Linked DNA regions of Homo sapiens: region 2 is linked to region 1. The links are chromatin loops, found by intact Hi-C in ENCODE. Cell type or tissue: right lobe of liver. All regions are shown on one strand.

Region 1 (2,500 bases):
ACATTCACATAAAGAACTTTGGCTAACACAAACTACTCTCCTATATTTACTGCTATTTATTTTTTAAAAATAGATTTTTGTCTCTTTTCAAATCTAGAGACAGTTGGGAATATGACAATATAAACTATTTGTTATTACACAGAAAATATAACCAAAGTGGCCGGGCGCGGTGGCTCATGCCTGTAATCCCACCACTTTTGGAGGCTGAGGTGGGTGGATCACCTGAGGTCAGGTGTTCGAGACCAGCCTTCCCAACATGGTGAAACCCTGTCTCTACTAAAAATACAAAAAATTAGCTGGGCATGGTGGCAGGCACCTGTAATCTCAGCTACTCAGGGGGCTGAGGCAGGACAATTACTTGAACCTGAGAGGCAGAGGTTGCAGTAAATCGAGATCATACCACTGCACTCCAGCCTGGGTGACAAGAGACAAGAGTGAAACTCCATCTCAAAAACACACACACACACACACACACACACACACACACACACACAAAAGAAAGAAAATATAACCAAAGCACCTCCTATTTGAAACCAAATGATACACTTTTTTATCCTGTGGCTTAGTTTCCACCTTTTTTAAATAGAGTGTTTAGGTAAAAGGGTAAACTTAACATTTATGGGGTGCTTTCTTATGCTAGGTACTTTAACAGTATCTAATTTAATCTGTACAAAATATAACACATTTTATTTTTTACTTTTACAGATTAAAAAAATCTTCACAAGGTAACAGATGTTAGCTAACAGAGAGGTAAATTAATAAGTAGTAGAATAAATTTGCTGGACTCAGAAGCCTAAGTTTTTTTTTTTTCAACTATCAGTCAATGCTTTCTATATAAAACAGAGGTACTACTGCTTACCTTGCAGAAAATTGTAAAGGGTACATAAAGTAATATGGAAAAACAAGGACACAAAAGTATTTCCAAAATGTGTCCTCCTTACAAAGACTTGGGAGGTAAGACAGATAATGATGGATCAGAAAAGTGAAAGAAACAAAAATTAGGTATCAAGACCAGAGTTGGCAATTTGTATTGTGATGTTGGATTGCTACTGACACCTAGTGGCTAACTGCTAGTGACAAAATAAAACCAGAAAAGAAGGGATGGAGAACCACACTTTAAAATCCAGAAGACTATCAACCTATTTTCAGTAAATATTGTGCTCTGAATTAGGTTATCATGAGTGACAATAGGGTTTCCATCCATGCTATATCTTCATTGTTAGCAATGGTAAGCACTCTGTAAAATATGAAATAAGGCTGAAAACATACTCCTGGTATCTTCTCTGGAATATTCCTCTGTAGCCTGTTTCTGGTGGAAATCCACCCCATTGCCTTCAACACTTCTTTACTGCAGTCTAAGAAACTAAGTTGCTGGGTTCACAGAAAAATCCCGTAGTTCTTCTGAGAATCACTAGAGGTTCCTGATTGTCACTAATTGTGAAATATGACTTGAATGTTCCTTGCAGTTTAATGGTGTTATGATAACTACATAAACATAAAAGACACAGAAGTACAATAGTCTGTCCAGTTAACTAAACCACCATATTATACCAATAACACATACAAATATTTATGAAATGTACATTTCGCACTTTGAACCAAAGAAATACTATGATGTATGAGCAGGCAGGCTACTCTTAGATCTACCATGATATGTGCTATATCCCTGCTATTGTTTGCAACATGCAGAAGATTTAAAAAAAAAAATCACACACAACTGGCATTAAAAGGTTTGTGTAGAAGAATTTGTAACTATGAGACTGTAGCTAGAATTTATAATATCCTGTTATTCACTCTTGTTCAGGGCAGAGACATTCCCCGTAGAAATGATCTCTAGTTGTTATGCTCAGAAATGGAATTTCTGACTTGGCCATTAGGATCCTGCAATAAGAACCTATGAGCTTGGTTTCATTCACAACTATCTACTGCTCTGTGTGCTTCAAGCCATTCTTTTGGCTGAGAGACCATTAGGGTAAATGATATATGTTAATTTATTCCCTAATATAGTAAGCCTGTACCAATCTATGATAACTATTTTGATGAATAGCAACCAGAACTGCAAATATACAAAATATCAATAAAAGATCAGTATCTCTAATACTAAATATGAATATTACAAGTTGTGTATACATGCTATGTATAAATGGAGCTATATCTGTAGTATAGCATGATTCTTCTTCTTTTTTTCTTGAGATGGAGTCTTGCTTTGTTGCCAGGCTGGAGTGCTGTGGCGCAATCTCGGCTCACTGCAACCTCCATCTCCTGGGTTCAAATGATTCTCCTGACTCAGCCTCCTGAGTAGCTGGGTTTACAGGTGTACACCACCACATCCAGCTAATTTTTCTATTTTTAGTAGAGACAGGGTTTCACCATGTTGGCCTCGATCTCCTGACCTCATGATCCGCCTGCCTCGGCCTCCCAAAGTGCTGGGATTACAGGCGTGAGCCACCGTGCCCGGCCAGCATGATTCTTAAAAGAAACATGTCATTCAGACTTATTT
Region 2 (2,500 bases), 230 kb before region 1:
GGGGGATACTCTTCTCATGATGTGGTTATGACCAAGGGAAGCACAATAGGCATGTAGGTACTGCAGAGAACTAATTTGTTAACAGGCAAAACAAAAACGTATGTTAAATATTCTCACGTTGAGGATTGGATTTTTTTAGGGGGTGGTTGTTTGTTTTTTCAATTTCCTGAAATCCATGTGGTTCCTGTTCTTTTTTTTTTTTTTTTTTTTTTTTGAGACGGAGTCTCACTCTGTCACCCAGGCTGGATTGCTGGCATGCAGTGGCGCGATCTCGGCTCACTGCATCCTCCACTTCCCAGATTCAAGTGATTCTCCAGCCTCAGCCTCCCAAGTAGCTGGGATTACAGGCACGTGAAACCAGGCCAAGCTAATTGTTGCATGTTTTAGTAGAGAGAGGGTTTCACCCTGTTGGTCAGGTTGTTCTCAAACTCCTGACTTCAGGTGATCCACCCACCTCGGCCTCCCAGAGTGCTGGGATTACAGGTGTAAGCCACCACACCCGGCCAATTCTAAGGGTCTAACCTTGATTTCATCACATTTGTGACTCAGACTTTGGTGAGCATCAGGATCACCTGGGGGTTCTGAAGGCACAGCTTACTGGGTTCCACCCCCAGAGTCTCTGACCCACTAGATCTGGGTGGGGCCAACCATTTGCGTTTCTAACAAATTCCTAGGTGATGCTGCTGGTCTGAGAATCACAATTTGAGAGCTCCTCGGGAGGCTGAGGCCAGAGAATCGCTGTATTAGGTGATCACTGTATTAGGTGATCAGCATCAGATGAAATCATGGTGAGTTTAATTTTTTGTTTTGCAGAGCATTTTTCACACTTATTGAATCATAATTTAAGATTTCAGAAGCCTTGAGATGAAGCAGGTTTAGAAATATGTCTCTTTTTTTCTTCTGAGACTATTTCTTTATCTTTTTTTACTTTTCTTCACTACTTCTCTTATGTATCTTCCTTACGACCGTTCTCAACTGTGTTTCCCCAGCCAAATTTTCCCAAAGTTTATATAATAGGTTCTACAACTACTACGCAGATATTTTGTACCTTGGTCCCTGTGATTCTATAAAAGATCTTTAAAATATTTCCCCTACCACCATATAACAAGCAGGAATCTTCAGTCGATACATTTGCCTGTCCCTGGGTTTTCGGCCACCAGGGGGCGCCAGTCACACAGGAATGGCTTGAAACTGGCCACTCCGGAGCCACAGTTGGAAGCTCTTTTCAACACGAATTCAAAAACCTGCCCTAATTCATGTCAGGTTAGATTTCTCAGTTAAACTCGCTCCTATCCTAGAGGAAAGGGTTTTTATGGAGATTATTTGAGGCCATGTAAAGGAAGAAAGATTGAGAGAAAAATGACTATCCTTGAATGTAGACCTTGAACCAAGTGCGGTCTAGAGAGGCTTTGACACTCAAAGTGGTCCATGGACCAGCCGCAGAATCACCTGGGAGTTAGAAATGCAGATGCACGGGCCCCAACTCAGGATTCTAAATAAAACTCTGCAGTGATTCCCCTAAACCTTACAGTTTGAGAAGCACTCCTGTAGATGACGGAGAGCCAACTCTCCTCTCTTATCTTAAAACATGTATGCCTTCATTCTCCATCCCTACCTCGTCCTCCCCCCGTCCAGAAAAACATGAAATTGACCTGAAATTTCCACTGTGCTTGATCTGTTAGAGATACATTTAAAGATTTTTTTTAAATGAAAATGCATTTTTTTAAAAATACTTTCTTTCCCGAGGCGACTTCGTAGGGTTGTTAAAAATGCAATTGAAATGTGCTACTTAGTGGCAGGCGGCAAATCATCCCATGATTAAGAAATTTTTCTGACAATCATATACTGGGGTGAAATGGTGTCCAAATGGCTTGTGTGATTAGTCAGTTTGAGCCGAAAAATCTTCATAAATTCAGTCAGAAGTGTCAGTCTGGTAGCTCTGTGAAAGACACCCCTTAACCTTCTCTTGCCTGTCTTGGTCAGAACAGCTTCTTATACCAGTGACCCATTTCTCTGTTCTCATGGCTGCCTTCCTTGGGGAAATCAGACTGCAGAATATAAAAGACAAGCTTTAATTTATCTTCTTTCTTTATGCTTGTCCGCAACACAAACACACGCACATACTTTTTCCCTCTTGAGCTAAATGTTAACTTCAGCACTTCTCTTGCCTTAATGTGTCTTCCTAATTAGCTTTAACATTAAAACCAGCTGCTACTGCAGTGTTTTTTACTTTTATAAAGCATTAGAAGATTAATTGACTCATTATGTGGAAACAGGAGGATATAAATTTAGGGGAGCTTTTTGTTTAACTTGGGTTATAAATTGCAGCTCATTTTCTTTATTTATGTTTTCCCCACCTTTTACGTCTCCCATAACTAAGGGCTTTTTTGTTTTAGTTTTATAGATGATAATTTCTTTGTTTCTTCAAAGTGAAATCATTTCAGTATGCAGATACTGGCTACAGAGTCAAGACAAAAGCTAAAGTTATAAAAGCTGCTTG

The links. A loop is a pair of places that touch in the nucleus more often than their neighbours do. Peaks named below come from ENCODE experiments on the same cell type or tissue, not always from the same donor. Only the 100,000 strongest peaks of a DNase experiment are listed, where the experiment ranks them.
Region 2: a loop joins it to region 1, with 13 times the contacts of the local background. A loop is called at or near these places in 108 of 110 quality-filtered maps.

The regions. Positions count from the first base shown.
Region 1 is chr3:97,792,172-97,794,671 of GRCh38, reverse strand. All of the region lies in intron 7 of ARL6 (ARF like GTPase 6), which reads right to left. Among named protein-coding and RNA genes, the nearest start is that of CRYBG3, 29 kb to the left of the region's middle. In right lobe of liver, a CTCF peak has its summit at 1,050 (motif pointing left); no DNase peak of the experiment used is centred here.
Region 2 is chr3:98,022,081-98,024,580 of GRCh38, reverse strand. The region is part of intron 3 of GABRR3 (gamma-aminobutyric acid type A receptor subunit rho3); the gene reads left to right. Among named protein-coding and RNA genes, the nearest start is that of GABRR3, 12 kb to the left of the region's middle. RefSeq lists an enhancer at 1,211-1,260. In right lobe of liver, a CTCF peak has its summit at 1,158 (motif pointing right); a DNase peak (open chromatin) is centred at 1,180.